2 separate regions of the Homo sapiens genome follow, and region 1 is linked to region 2. Evidence: read pairs that join two places in POLR2A ChIA-PET (ENCODE). Cell type or tissue: Panc1. All regions are shown on one strand. Links, peaks and the distances in the headings refer to the core of each region. The heading gives the core; the rest is flanking DNA. Region 1 overlaps SRGAP1 (SLIT-ROBO Rho GTPase activating protein 1). Region 2 has its middle 43 kb from the start of DPY19L2.

Evidence for each region. Peaks named below come from ENCODE experiments on the same cell type or tissue, not always from the same donor. Only the 100,000 strongest peaks of a DNase experiment are listed, where the experiment ranks them.
Region 1: POLR2A ChIA-PET joins it to region 2 with 11 read pairs; 1 of 35 experiments calls an interaction of 5 or more read pairs at or near these places.

What each region holds. Positions count from the first base shown.
Region 1 is chr12:63,948,147-63,956,494 of GRCh38, reverse strand. The region is part of intron 1 of SRGAP1 (SLIT-ROBO Rho GTPase activating protein 1); the gene reads right to left. Among named protein-coding and RNA genes, the nearest start is that of SRGAP1, 110 kb to the right of the region's middle. In Panc1, for the core only: no CTCF peak of the experiment used is centred there; no DNase peak of the experiment used is centred there; H3K27ac peaks cover 2,868 bases.
Region 2 is chr12:63,707,724-63,716,071 of GRCh38, reverse strand. It overlaps the pseudogene LOC100418730. Among named protein-coding and RNA genes, the nearest start is that of DPY19L2, 43 kb to the right of the region's middle. In Panc1, for the core only: no CTCF peak of the experiment used is centred there; a DNase peak (open chromatin) is centred at 4,581.

The DNA.
Region 1 (8,348 bases), core at 268-8,267, 240 kb before region 2:
ACACAAGTTGTTTTTTTTATAGCCTTGGTGCCTCCTTGCACAATTTATGCATCTGCAACTTTGAAAATATGCATCTGACAGACATTCTACCTAGTGCCTATATAACAGATCAAATTTTTAATGACACTTAGGCTGGGTGCAGGGGTTCATGCCTGTATTCCCAGCAATCTGGAAGGCTGAGGCAGACGGATCGCTTGAGCCCAAAAGTTTCAGACCAGCCTGGGAAGTTTAAGATCGCTTGAGCCCAGAAGTTTCAGACCAGGCTGATCCCAGAAGTTAAAGACCAGCCAGTAATTTTGTACTTTTCACAGAAAAGTACAAAATTAGTCAGGCATGGAGGTGCATGTCTGTAGTCCCAACTACTCGGGATTGCGCCAATGCACTCCAGCCTGGGTGACAGACCTAGACCCTGTCTCAAAAAAAAGAAATCACTCTTATGTCATGCAAACAGGGCTAACAGACATCAGTGACTTATCAAAAGTGTGTTGCACAATCAGTAGCTCAGTCATAACAAACTGAAGCACGTGTTCACTTTCGGACGGAGCCTTTTGAGAACACAGAGTACTTTTAGGGAAGTGATTTATAATCAGAACTGTACATCCTCAAATAATTTTCAGTAAATGGGTCCAGGCAAAATAATAGTCATTAAAAGAAAAGAATTTGCTCAAATTATATTTTAAAAGTTTTTTTCCTATCCCAAACTCAAATGTCCATAAGCAGCTCATTATTTCAATTCAAATATAACTCAGTTTAAGGCCCCTCTTCAAAAGCTTGTTTTTTTTTTTCAAAAATAAAAAAGAGAAACTTATGAACATCATATTAGTCAATACAGTACCTGAAAAACAGATGGCTTATGAAGAAAACCAACATTGAGAATTAACTCCTTTTCTATCAGTTGGCCTTATCTTATGCCACAGTGGAGTCTCTCTTAAAGTTACATTTTCACTTATTCAGTCAAGTGGGTATTTATAATGACCTTTACAAAGAACTGGCATGAGGAGTTAAGTCTAACTAAATTAAGTATTTAAGAAGGACCACAAAAAAATGATAAGTGTGTGAGGTAATGCATGTGTTAATTAGCTTGATTTAGCCACTCCACAATGCATAACTATATCAAAATGTCATGTTGTACACCATAAATATATGCAGTTTTTATTTTTATTTATTTTTTTTCTTGAGGCAGAGTCTCACTCTGTCACCCAGGCTGGAGTGCAGTGACATGATCCCGGCTCACGGCAACCTGTGCCTCCTGGGTTCAAGTGATTCTCCTGCCTCAGCCTCCCAAGTAGCTGGGACCACAGGTGCACATCACCACACCTGGCTAATTCTTTGTATTTTTAGTAGAGATGGGGTTTCACCATGTTGGCCAGGGTGGTCTCAAACTCCTGACCTCAAGTGATCCGCCCACCTCGGGCTCCCAAAGTGCTGGGATTATAGGCGCGAGCCACCGCGCCGGGCCTTTTATTTGTTAATTTTAAAAATTAAAAATAAATTTAAAAGGCTTCAAAAGCAAATAATTTTTTAAAAGCTTAATTTAAAAAAAAGGAAAGGGGAAGGAGGAAGTGTACTGACAATTGGGACACTTTGCATACATCTCCTCACTTATTATTTAAAACAACCTTGGAGGCAGTTCTATACTAATTTTACAGATTTAAAAAACCAAGTTTCCAAAACGATAAGTAACTTGTTAATGGTCCCACAAACTAGGAAGCAGCAAAGCTCTAATTCAAACCTACAATTGTGTAGCTCAACTATTTTTCCATTGCTTCAAATTGCCTCTACTCACACTGCTTTTTCTTTTCTTTTTTTTTTTTTTTGAGATGGAGTCTCGCTCTGTCCCCCAGGCTGGAGTGCAGTGGCACGATCTCGGCTCACTGCAAGCTCCGCCTCCCGGGTTCACGCCATTCTCCTGCCTCAGCCTCCCGAGTAGCTGGGACTACAGGCACCCACCACCACGCCGGACTAATTTTTTGTATTTTTAGTAGAGACGGGGTTTCACCATGTTAGCCAGGATGGTCTCGATCTCCTGACCTCGTGATCCACCCGCCTCAGCCTCCCAAAGTGCTGGGATTACAGGCGTGAGCCATGGCGCCCAGTGCTTTTTTCTTTTTAATGAGAAAGATGGGGGAAAATTCCATTTAAATAAGGCAAAGAATAAAAGAAAATTAGAAATTGCTAGGGCAAGAAAAGTTTTTCATGAAAAGGAAATATGTAAACAAAATGCTAGAATGTTAACTTTTCTGTGATCTTAATCTTTTGACTCTTTAAGACATCTTCCTAATAGAGTTATATAAAACTACAACCTTTTTCTCCTAGGCAGAGGAAAAAAAGTTTCCTATGGAGCTACTTTCAAATCACAGTTTGTTGAGCAAAACAAAACAGAAAAGAATATCTCTGCAAAGTTTTATAGAAGAAACACTGAGACTGATGTATGGATGTATGTGAGTGCCTCTGCTACCAAGACGATGTCTGTAGAATAGCAAAGAGAATTAGTGAAATGTCCTAAATAACAAGAACAACAAAAAAAGATTGACGGTGAAAAATACACAATTTATTTTCATATATTGGGAAGACTGTCAGTGAAAGTTTAGGGCTCAGAAATAAGCCAATGATAAGCTCTCCAAATGTATTTCCACTGTTAACAACAGCACCATTGCTAGAAGTGCTGACATGAACCAGTTCCATGTTATTTTTTTAAATACTGAGATGGCAGCAAGGATGAAAGTCTGGAAGGAATGGTTTCCTTTAACCTTATACTTCATACTCTTCCAGATGATGGAATCATGGGCAGTGGGCAAGGTGGCTCATGTTTGTAATTCCAGTGCTTTGGGAGGCTGAGGCGGGAGGATCATTTGAGACTAGGAGTTTGGGACCAGACTGGGCAATAAAGTGAAATCTTGTCTGTAAAAAAAAAAACTTTAAAAATTAGCCAAGTGTGGTGGTGCATGCCTATAGTCTCAGCTACTCGGGAGGCTAAAGTGGAAGGATCGCTTGAGCCTGGGAGGCAGAGGTTGCAGTAAGCCAAGATCACACTACTACACTCCAGCCTGGGCCACAGAGTGAGATCCTACCACCAAAAAAAAAAAAAAAAAAAATCAATCAAGAAACTTACATGAAGACCTGTGCAAAAGAGAATAAGGCAGAGACTTTAAAAAGTGAAAAGGCTTTTCCTTCTGAGAAGATGAAAAAAATAAAATAGAAACTTAATGAGATGATGTACCATGTCAGATTCTCCACATATGGTTTACCTTCTGTCTCCCAATCCCTGTGTTTTCTCCCCACTTTCCAGTACTGTCTTATCACACTATCAGCAGCCACTTAACAATAAGCCACTGGACAATCTGGTATAATGGAAACGGTACAAGCTCTGGAGTCAGAGATCTAAGTTGGAAGCCATCCTCTGCCACTTACTATTTGTGTGACTTCAGGCAAATTACTTATTCTCTTGATGTCTTTCTCCAGCAAAATGGGAACAATACCTGCTTTCAAAGTTGTTTTAAAGATTAAATGAAATGATACATGCAAAGTGTTTAAAAAGTGTTAGCACCTGGCCCGGTACAGTGACTCATGCCTATAATCCCAGTACTTTGAGGGGCTGAGGCAGGAGGATTGCTTGAGGCCAGGAGTTCGAAAACAGCCTGGGCAACATAGTGAGATCCTGTCTCTATTTATAAATAAAAAATAAAAAAATTAAAAGTGTTAGCACCTGTAACTCCTTTTCCCTTCCTCCCTATTAGTTTAGGTTTATTCAGCACCTCCACTCAGGGCTCTTTGTAAGGGCTTCATCAAGATATTTTTTATCCCCAGTACCATGAAACATAAACTGTGTCTGAGGCCCACTAAGCTGATCATTCTGGGACTAACTTCTATTTGGTGTGTCAAAGGCAGGATGCATCTGATTCTCATCCAGAAATCAGAAGGAAGGCTCATTGGTGTGGATTTTTTCTTTCTTTTCTTCCTTTCTTCCTTCTTTCTTTTTAAGAGACAGGTCTTACTCTATTGCCTGGGCTGTAGTGCAGTGCACAATCATAGCTCACTGCAGCCTCAAACTCCTGGGCACAAGCAAGCCTCCCACCTCAGCCTCTCCAGTAGCTAAGACTGTAGGTGCATACCACCATATCTGGCTAATTAAAAAAAAATTTTTTTGTAGAAATGTGGTCTCACTTCGTTGCCCAGCCTAGTCTCAAACTCCTGGCTTCAAGCAATCCTCCTGCCTTGGCCTCCCCAAATGCTGGATTACAGGCATGAGCCACTGCATCCAGCCCTGGTGGGGGTCTTATTCATCCATTCTATTTCACTATTTTTGGTACACTAGGGCTACAGAAAGCAGAATAGTGAGGTGCAGAGTGGGGAGGGGGGTGAGTGTACATTTAAAGTAAGGAGGACACAGACTCTAAAACTGTCCTGTGTACTAGATGATAAAAATGTTAACTAACTGAGGCCAACAAGGTCATTTTCTGCATGAGCCATAGGTGAGAAGCTGACCCCTTCCTACTCTCTATTACATATTTTAAAAATTGGCTAAATCACACTTAACCTACCCCCACCTCCACACACACACACAAACCCAAAACTGGATCCACTGAATAAAAGTATATTCCTTCTAAGCAATAAAATGTTTTCATAATGTATATAGTTATGTAAGACTATCAGTTACTAAGTCTGAAAAGCAGATCTTCCCCTAACAGCAAGAGCTTTTAAATCAGAAAACCAGGAGCATGCTGAGGAATCTTGAGAAAGTTTGTCTTCATTCCATCAACATAAACATTCTACAAGTCAGTCTAAAAAAAACAAATAAAAATTCAAATAAAATAAAGAGCCATGGTGGAAGAAGCCTTCTCTTTAAGTTTAATCTGTTTCTTGTAAGCAAGCTCTACAACACTTAAAAATATCTGCCAGAATTGGGACAAGAACACTGTACAAATTTTGATAGAGTTGTTTTTCAGATCAGTTTTGCTGCTGTGGCTGCTGGAACACATTCTTCACCTAGCATACAAGGTGAGGGCAGTGGTTAAAATAGTTCTAAATGAAGGCCGGGTGCAGTGGCTTATGCCTATAATTCCAGCACTTTGGGAGGCCAAGGCAGGCAAATCACTTGAGGTCAGGAGTTCGAGACCAGCCTGGCCAACATGGCGAAACCTCGTCTCTACTAAAAATACAAAAATTAGCCGGGCATGGTGGTGGGCGCCTGTAATCCCAGCTACTGGGGAGGCTGAGGCAGGAGAATTGCTTGAACCCGGAAAGCGGAGGTTGCAGTGAGCCAAGATCACACCACTGGACTCCAGCCTGGGTGACAGAGCAAGACTCTGTCTCAAAAAAAAAAAAAAAAAAAAAAAAAAAAAGAGTTCTAAATGGCATGGACCAGCCCATTCACAAATATGAATTAAGTACTTACTATGTGTCAGGTACTCAGATAAGACACCTGAGATAAAGTAAGGATACGAATGAATCCCTTCCCGTTCTCTAGGACCCCACATAATTACCAAAAAAAAAAAAAATCAGACAATTGTCATATAATACATAGGTGCTGACATGGCAACAAGTAGAAAATTGTTAAGAAAACACTAATGTGGGGCAACTAATGCATAATGGGGGTGGGGTGGGGTGGAGTGGGGGACTCAGGACAGGACACACAGGTAGGCTTTTCCAGAAGAGAAGACACTGTGTAAGGAGAAAAGGTCACTGTTTGAAATGATCAATGCCAGGCAAGGCTTCCAACACATCTCAAATGTTTCTGCTCCATTTAGAGAATGTCAACAATTCTACGGAATGCAAAGGTTTATACAGATTTTATCACCTCCTTGAAAACTCAAAGACTTTGGTTAAGATGGCGGGCTCTGGGATGAAAGGAGGGCACGGAGGGACACAGGAAGAGGTAAACCTTTCTCAGATTAACAGGATGTTGCCCCAAAGTGCCACTCTGAAAGAAAGCTACAAGCATGTCATGAGCTGGAGAGAAGGGCCCACCTAGACACCATGTGCAGCACGTTAGAGCCATCATCCTGCCAGAAAACAGAGATGGACTCTAATAAAAGCAAAAAAGAAACAGTTGAGTTACAAAAAGCACAAAAAGCTTGTGGTATTTGCACAATTCCTTAAAGAGGGAGAAGTCAGAAAGAAAACCACACTCCTGGTGCAGGGACTTAGCAAAGAATAAATCTCCCAAGATGAGGATTACTAGTGAGCAAGAACTGTCTAGTTCTCTGAGGTTTTGGACATCTAAAAACCTCTCTCTCTGAAGATGCTTTCTAAAAAGGTATGTGGAGGCTGGGGGCTGTCAGAAAGGAGGAAGGTTATTAGGTTGAGGGCTTTATTCCTCTCCTTCTTTGAGAAGATATGTCTTTCAATAAGTTTATTCACATTCTAGCCAGCTGCAAAACAGGATTGAGAGCCAAGTTCCTATTGCCAAAGTTCACTCTTCAAACCGGCAGCCTGAGGTCTGATAACCAGTTAAAATGCTCAACACAATCACCGCCTTTTGGTGGAAAACAGAGGCTGCATTGTTTAGAGATACATTTTCAAGTTTAACTCTTCTAGAATTATGAAATTCAAAACAAGAGCTATTAGTATTAGGTTCAATCAGTATCAGGGAAGGGAATTTTTGTGTATATTAGTTTGGATTCCTTTCTTATTTTTTCCTCCAAAGAATCATTAATTGGATTCCTCTGGTGATGGTCAGAAAAGTAAGTTGTCAGTAATGATGAGTACTCACAAACTGAAAAGCTGCTTCAAAGTTATAAAATTCCACATATGTGCTCTACCGCATTTCTACAATACGTTGTATCCTTAAAAATAAAAATGTCTCTTTGGGAGGCCGAGGCGGGCGGATCACGAGGTCAGGAGATCAAGGCCATCCTGGCTAAAACGGTGAAACACCGTCTCTACCAAAAATACAAAAAATTAGCTGGACGTGGTGGCAGGCGCCTGTAGTCCCAGCTACTCGGGAGGCTGAGGCAGGAGAATGGCGCAAACCCGGGAGGCAGAGTTTGCAGTGAGCCAACATCACGCCACTGCACTCTAGCCTGGGTGACAGAGCGAGGTTCCGTCTCAAAATAATAATAATAATAATAATAATAATAATAATAATAATAATAATAAATAATAAAAATGTCTGATCCAAGACACCAAGTTTTTCAAAGACCAACAGCAAAAAAAAAAAAAACAAGTTGTGACTAAGCAGCTATCATATAATTAAAGGGTACTTATAAAAGAAGAGTTGAGAAAATATTCTTCATTTGTACCAGAGATATATTCTCTTATTTGGTATATATATATATGGAAAAAATATATATATATATGGAAAAAAAAATATATATGGAAAAAATATATATATGGAAAATACATATATGAATGTATATATATGGAAAATACATATATGAATGTATATATATGGAAAATACATATATGGAAAATACATATATGGAAAATACATATATGGAAAATACATATATGGAAAATACATATATGGAAAATACATATATGAATATATATATGGAAAATACATATATGGAATATATATATATGGAAAATATATATATGGAATATATATATGGAAAATATATATATGGAATATATATATATGGAAAATATATATATGGAATATATATATATGGAAAATATATATATGGAATATATATATATGGAAAATATATATATGGAATATATATATGGAAAACATATATATGGAATATATATATATGGAAAACATATATATGGAATATATATATACATGGAAAATATATATATGGAATATATATAGGCTGTGTGTATCTATTCCTTCTGTAAACACAAGTAAAATGCCTGCTACATACAAGGCACTATACCAGGAAGGAACTATGAATATATAAAAATAGGTACAACATGGCTAGTATCCTTGGGCACTTCCAATCTTGTGGGAAATATGAAATATAAAAAGATGCAGAAAAAATAACATTAAGTGTCCTAAGTTACAAAAACATAGGAGAAGTGACCATATTTCCACTGTATCAAGAAGAAAGGTAGGAATGGGATATCCCAAGACAGAGATGACTGTGTCCCTGACACTGGACTGTGGGAGACACCAGCATCCCTGCTGAGCAGAGTATTCTGTGGGTAATGAGAAGCCAGTGATTATTTTTGTTAAGAGAAAAACAAACAATATGGCCAGGAGTGTTCTTCAGGGAGGTTTTTCTCAAATCATGACAGGAAGGAAGAGAGACTGGGTGGGAAGAATAGTTAAGAAGCCAGTCAACTCATCAAAATTAGAAGTAATTAAGGCCAAAAGTAGGATGGTGATAATGGTAACTAAAGGAGAAAATGGAACCCAGGTCTTTTCCACTGTTGCTTTAACATTATAAAGACCTCCATTT
Region 2 (8,348 bases), core at 240-8,239:
GATTCTGATTTAGTCAAATGGAAAGGGAAATAGAAAATTTATATTCAGAAGGCTTTATGTCATGTATTTATGTCACGTATATCAATATCATATTGAACATGAGGCTATTATTGGCCATTTTACCTTTTATCTATTATGGTGTGTGTATGTACTCACAGTACTAAAAAAGATGTCACCAAGTCAAATGCATTCTTTCTTTCATTCTCTATCAATGCTGGAATTCTGCATAATTCTCCCATTTAGGTGGTTCTCCCATTCCTCAGTTCAGCCCTAGCCTTTGACATATTATATAATATATTAAATACTGCACACCCCAGTTCACATCTACTTTTGCCTCAAAGGCTCCCTTCCCTAATTGTATCTATCTGTCAACCTCCAGCCTGTCCTCAATACCTCCTCTCTGAGGTCTTCCCTTACCATCCCACCTGGCTGGGATTTGTCCCTCTTGTGAACATGTGTAGCATTTTCCACCCTTCTCACGACACTGAGAAACATTAAGATATTCTTGGTGTGCTATGGAGAATGAACAAACTATTTATGATTTTACTTCCTTGACCTCAGAAATGATACTGTTTTGTACCCATTCTTTCTCCAGATAACGAAGCTGAAAATAGATAGCAATCCTTTTGCCAAAGGATTCTGGGATTCCTCCAGGCTCACTGACCTTGAGAGGTAATGAGAATTTTCTGTTTACTTTCTTGTTCAGATAAGATCAAGAGAAGAGGGAGTTTGTAACAACACACTCCTTTCGACACCAGAGAATCATAACCTTACTATATATAGTCTTCTATTCTCTGCCCCTATTCCTTGTACATATGCAACTGCCTAAGTCTGACAGCTACTGTGACTGGATCTATTATATGCTTAATTTCTGAGTGAAATAGTTTCTTTGGTCAGGACATTTATTCTACTATAAAAAATAGGGCTTTGTTGTTATTAAAGACTTAGTCCTCTTTACATTTTTAAGCTTCATGTCTCAATGAGTGGCAGTCTGTAGAGAAATAGAACCTTGGTAGCTTTTTACCTTCCCAAGTAGATATATTTGCTAACACAAAGAGTGTAAGGGTAGTTGGGGAATTTTAAAACAAGGAGATGTAATTTAATTCAAGGTCACATAATTTTACCAATATAGTAGACTGCTTTTATTTAATAGGAGAGACATCAGGCGTCTAAGAAGACAAGTGAAATCATGTGCCTGTAACGTACCCTACTTTTTATTCAATTAAAATGGTTCATGCAGTTTGAGACCATTGAGGTGATGAGTAATGACTATATGGAGATACATATTTTGCCCAGTATGAATGTCAAAAATTGTTTTTCAAAGAGAAGATTTTTAAACCTAATTGATTATTTTTACTTCTTAAACACACTAATTCTTTTATGTGGCCCAATGTCTTGATTGACCAGGGAAGTTCCCTAGCCACCAGAACCACTGATTTTCTTATCTCTACATCTGTGTAATTTCCCTACTAACTTCTGCACATTTCTGCTGCACTCTTTGTTACCTACATAGCCACATCTGCTGACCTCAGCACTTCTGTCTAATCTATCTTGGCAACTCAAATTAAAAGATAATTACATATTTTAACAACCTCTGTCTCAGCCTTCCTAAGCCTTCCCAAATGGCAGAATGTGAGGCGGAGGTTTGATTTAGGGGAACAGACTTAGAGGCTCAGTGGGGAAGCAGAGGAGCAAGCAGGAGAGGCTGAATGTTGGCCAGGAACTATGGGATTTGAGCAGAAAAGAAAGATTAAATAGTTGGAGAGCTGGACAAGTTGGTTGGAAGTGTTGGGATCAGGAAAAGAAACTTGAGCTTGTGATTGAAAATCCATTGCAAAGGGCAGAGAGAAGGCAAGTGGTAACTCTCAAGTTAGGTGGGATACAAATCACTGAGAATGAGGTACCAGCAGTGTGGGCAACAAAGGAGTCCACTTGCAAAAGGCAACTTCATTTAGGCATGACTTTATTTCCTGTTTCTGAGGGCCAGAAGCCCTGCTGCAGACCGGGTTTATGCAGTTGGGATTGTTATAAGTGAACTTTTTCTCAGTTTTATTCAGGTATTAAATAAGAATGGAGACAATGATGCAGTGGGGTGATAGTGATCTGTTTTTATAGTGTGTGTCATATTTTCTGTCTCAGACCATGGGGGTACGCATGATATATTGGGAGAAAAAAAAAGTTAGGGCTTAGAGTCTCACCTCTGCCTCTTCCTGGGTGAGTGATCCTGGAGAAGTCACCAGACTTCTGAGTCTGTACACTCATCTAGAAAATGGAAAAAATAACCCTGCTCACCTCAGAGGTTTATTCTGAGAATCAAATAAGCTGGCATTTATGACAGCATTTTATAAATCTAAAAATGTAAAATAATTACAAGTTCTTCATCTTGTTATATGAGCATTTCATCTAACAACTTTTATCCCATGTAACTCTATGTTTCATAGTCTTAATAAACTACTCCTAGAGTAAAAATAGCCTTGTAGTTGCACATTGGTTTACAAGATAGGAGGTACTCAGTCTGACTGCTCTTTAGAATGGCAGATTTGATAATGCATGTGGCCACATTTTCCACTTATTGGATAAGCATCCTGATGTGGGAGCACTCACATGTACATGAAGCTAAGTAGCTTTCAATGGTCTGAGGGCAAAGACAGCACTCTTATATGACTAGCTGAAAGTTTGCAAGATGACCTAAGTAGTGTGAAATTGGCCGAGGTTTTGGATTTCATTTCCAGATATTTAAGTCTGAATTTTTCATAAACAGCCTTTGGGGATGGGACAAATCAGATCAATTGATCTTTAGAGACCTAAAGAAATTAAATTAGTCTGAGTCAGTTACTGCACTAAACCATCTAGTAATTGAATTGCTCCTTGTAACTGATTGAAAACAGCCCTATCCTTAACAATATAGGGAGCTTTTCTTTATAAGAGATCTGAGAGAAAAACACATCTTTTTATGACATGATGACAGATATTGCACTTTTCTAACCTAATTGAATATGATGTTATAAATATGTGACCTTAATGATTTCAAGTTTCCTGTTTCAGATTTACAGCTTAATGTGTGGGACACCCAAACAAAAATGCCTTTAGGATTGGATCTGTTTGCCTGTACCTCTAAATTCACAATTTTAATCCTTCTACAGCTACACAAGCTTTTGAGATACTCTTAAAGGTGTTTTAGTTTTCTTGCTCTAATTTTACTAGGTTCCATTGAGGTACTTGAATGTCTCACTTTGTGTGTAGCCTTACTCTTCAGGGACATCGTCTTCCTCATTTCTAAAAGAAAACCCACCTCACTGGCAAAAATAGAAAGTGTTTTCATTACTGCTTTGTAATATACCTACTATGGTCAACCAAGAGGCAAACCAAAAGCCCAAAGGGATATCTTTGTATAATCTAATGTCTAGTTTCTCAGATTGGGAAAACAATTATTGGCTGGTTCCATATAATAACAAGCTTTAGACAGTCATTCAGTTGGCATTTTATGTTTCTTTTCTGGGGGGATGTGGTTCACTTTGTCCAGTACACAAAGGCACAGTGTTACTTCTGAGAAAAGAAAAATAACTGGGAGGAGTTATCTATGTTTTATTCAAAATTAAGTTTCTTTTAATAAATTTTTTTCTTTTTACTAAAAGAGTTTGTGTGCATTGCCAAAATATCAGAAAATACGGACAAGTAAGAAAAAGCATAAAAAAGCAGTTAAAACCCATTTCCTTAGAGATGACCCCTGGCAAAACCCCATTATATATTCTTTCAGGTACTTTCTTATGCACGTATGAACATTTACTTCCTTTAAAGTTTATCTTGTCAACCATATTATTTTTAAATATTTCTCCTTAATATAAATAGATATATGTCTGCAGCACACTTTTTATTGGCTTTCTAATTTTCCATTATGTGCTGTAATTTATTTGACTAATCCTATGCATTAGTTATTTAGGTTTCTGATTTTTTGCTGATACAAATAGTGCCAGGAGGAAAATGCACATCTTTACACATCTTCTTAATTATTACCATGAGATAAATATCCACAAATTGAAATGCTGAGTCAAAGGATGTATTTTTTTTTATCATAGTATTATTTTTAATTGTTTAAAAATTTAGAAAAAGAACCCAAATATTCAATAATAGGAGAATGGTTTAATAAAATTCATAGTCATGCAATGGAGGTTTTAGAAATTGTGGTAAAATATACATAACATAAAATTGACCATTTTAACCATTTTAAAGTGTACAATTCAGTGACATTAAGTACATTTATGATGTCACATAACCATCACTGCTATCCGTTTCCAGAATGTTTTCATCATCCCAAACAGAAACTCTGTATCCATTAAAATAACTTCCAATTTACTTTCCCTTCGAGACCCTGGTAATCTGTATCCTACTTTCTGCATCTGTGAATTTATCTAGTCTGGGTACCTCATGTAAGTGGAAAGATGTATAGTCATGAGTCACTTAACAGAAGGGCTGCATTCTGAGAAATGCATTGTTTGGAGATTTTGTCATTGTGAAAACATCATAGAGTGTATTTACACAAACCCAGATGGTACAGCCTACTACACACATAGGCTATTTGGTATGGCCTATTGATCCTAGCCTATAAACCGTACTGTGCTGCATGTTACTGTACTGAATACTGTAAGCAATTGTAATGCAAGGGCAGGTATTTATGTACCTAAACATTAAAAAGGCACAGTAAAAATACAGTGTAAAACATAAAAAATGGTACACCTGTATAAGGCACCTGTATAAGGCACCTGTATAAGCTTAAGGTCTGGAATTTGCTCTGGGTGAGTGGTCAGTGAATATGAAGGCCTAGGACATTACTGTACACTACTGAAGACTTTATAAACACTGTACACTTAGGCTACACTAAATTTATAAAGAATATTTTTCTTTAAGAATAAATTAACCTTAGCTTATTATAACTGTTTTACTTTTTAAACTTTTTATTTTTTTTAACTTTTTGACTCTCCTGTAACATTTAGATTAAAACATACACATTGTACAACTGTACAAAAACATTTTTTCTTTATATCCTTATTCCGTTAAGTTTTTTCAATTTTTTTTTTTTTTTTTTTTTTTTTTTTTTTTTTTTTACTTTTTAAACATTTTTGTTAAAACCTAAGACATAATCACACACATCAGGCCTACCCTGGGTCAGGATAATCAATATCACTGTCTTCCACCTCCACATCTTCTGTCACTGAAGGTCTTCAGGGGCAATAACACACATCTCCTGTAATGATAATGCCTTCTTCTGGAATACCTGCCGAAGGATCTGCCTGAAGCTGTTTCACGGTTAACTTTTTTTTTTTGATAAGTAGAAGGAGTAGACTGTGAAATAATTATAAAAATTATAGCATAGTACATATACAAACCAGTAACATCATTGTTTATTATCATTAATCAAGTATGATGTATTTTATACAAACATGTGAGTAACATGTTGTGCTGCTGCATTATGATGGCTATGATGTCACTAGGTGATAGACATTTTTCAGCTCCGTTCTGATGTTAGGGGACCGCTTTCATATATGTGAAACGTTGTGGGCTGAAACATTGTGATGTGGCACATGACTGTATATGTTTTTAAGGCATTTTATGCATACTGCCAAGTTTCCTTCAGGAAAGGTTGTTCACAGCAGTTACCATTCCTTTACACCTTTGTCCGACATAATCATCGTCTTTTCATCTTTGCCAGTTTCATAGGTGAACATTTGTATTTTCTCCTGGGAATTGGCCTGTTTATGTCCTTAGGTTTTTTTTTTTTTTTTTTTTTTGGATTGTTCACCTTGTTCTCTAAATGAGCTGTAAAAGCTACTTATGTATCAAGAGTATTAGTATTTTATTGTTCATATATGTTGGAATCATTTTACCAGTTTGAAAATTAGCTTTTTATTTATGCTTTTGATACATAGATGGTTTTATCACCAAATCTGTTGCTCTCGTTCTTTGATTTCTATCCTAGAAAACTTTTCTCACTCCAAAATAATACAAACATTTACTATAGGTTTTTTAATCATCTTACTGCTTTTTAGTTTTTCATTTAAACCTTTGACTTGTGTAGTATTTATTTTGGTAAACATTATAAAATAGACATACAACTTTATATTTTTTACAAGTGGCCTGAATACTATTAATATGTATTTACTAACGTATTCATTTCCCACTTATTTTTCATTCTCCCTTTGTCACATGCTGTACCAAATTCTTATGCATACTAGTTCTTACAGTCTCTTTGTTGAGCTGCCAGTATCATATTGTTGTAATTTTCATAAATTGTAAATACTTGATATTTAAATATCTGATATGGCAAATCCCAATCATTTTTACTTGTCATTTTAAAAGTTTCTTGATATTCTTTTATCTTTATGCTTCCAGTCTTTGAAATCTTTTTGTCAGGTCTTCTACATAAATGTTACAGGAATTTAGCTTAGGCTTGTGTTGAATTTATATAATAACCTGGGAGGGAAAATTGATATCTTTACAGTGATATCAGTATTCAAAGACACATATTCCTATTCTCATCTATGAATATGTAATATGTTTGTCCTCTTTCTGAAATCTCCTGTGTTATGTAGCACTTTGCTGTTTTCGTGTTTGTACGTTCTGCACAGATGTTCTTAGGCACACATCTAGGCCTATGAGAGCTGCTCTGTCTGATACAATAGCTGCTGGCCACAGGTGGTTAGTGAAGATGTGAAATAATACTGTTAAGTGTGCAAACACACAAGCAGGTTAACTAACTACCAAAAACCACTAGAATTTGAAGACTCAGTATGAAAAAAATCATTTAAAAAATATCAATTAGATATATTGAAATAATAATTTGGGTTATTATGTTACATAAAGTATATATTTTCATTTTTTTTAATGTGGCAACTGGGCTTATCTAAAATTACATATGTGACTCACATTACATTTTTATTGGAAAACACTAGGGAGATTTTTGGAGGTGCTTACTTTTGTAAAGAGAATTTTAAATTAGAAATCTGCCTAATTTAGTCTGCAAAAAGCTGTTGATTCCTATGTGTCTTTGGCATTGTGCCATTTTACTGAACTTAAAAAATCAGTTTTAATAAATTTTCATTTCAGTCTCTTGTGTTTTCTAGTTAAATTGCTATATCATTTGCAAAAATGATGATTTTATCTCTTCCTTTCTAGTAGTTATACTTTTAAAAATATCTTTTTCTTGTTTTATTACACTGATTGAAATTTCTGGGACACCATTGAAGGATAATAATAGTTGGTATTTTTCTCTTGTTCTTGATTCATTGCATATGGTTTTTGGTGGCTGTTGGTTTCAGAAGAATATTCTTTATTATACCAAAGCAATAACTTTCATACCTAAATTAATAATTTTTATCTTAACATTAATTGAATTTATAGTAAATGCTCTTTTAACATCTATTGAGATTATTTCCTTTTTTTAAAATTTTAAAATTTTAAATGACATTATAATATAGTCATATTGTCTCTGTTGAACCATCCTTATATTCCTGCCTGGAATTTTTTTTTTTTTTTTTTTTTTTTTTGAGACAGAGTTTTGCTCTTATGGCCCAGTCTGGAGTGCAGTGGCGTGATCTCAGCTCACTGCAACCTCCACCTCCCAGGTATTTTTAGTAGAGACAGAGTTTCTCCATGTTGGTCAGTCTGGTCTTGAACTCCCGACCTCAGGTGATCCGCCAGCTTCGGCCTCCCAAAGTGCTGGGATTACAGGCTTGAGCCACCGCGCCCAGCCCTCCTGCCTGGATTTTATTTGTTTTTCTTAAATTACTGGATTTAAACTACTTACATTTTATTTAAGACCTTTTGTATCAATCTTGAAACAATTAGTTGATTTTGTACCTTCTCTTGTCAGTTGTTGGTATTGGTTTCTGCTAATTTGTTCAAATTAATTGAAATCTTTTCCTTCCTTTTATTGTCAGAATCAGTTTGAAAAGCAAAGAAATGATGATTTACCTGAAGATTTTATAAATCTTGTCCATAAATTCACCTGGGTGCAGTATTCTTTTGGGGAATACCACTTTAACAACTTTCTTAGTCTGTTCCATTGTTTATTGGTCAAATATATGTTAATGTCTGTCCCACGTAACTGTTTTTGTCTCAAGTTCTACTTTAATCTTATATGGCTACCCTTTTTAAATTTTTGCTTTCTTTTGTTTACCCTTTAATTTTTAAAAATCCATAGGACTACAGCAATATTCTCTCTCTCATCAATATCCTGTCATTTTCATTAAGAAGAAAACAACCCTTTCTTGACCCCATTTGTCTTCTGAATTACTGACTTTCCCAGTTCTCTGCTCCTTCTTAAAGTTCCTCAGAAAAAGTTTTATATGTTC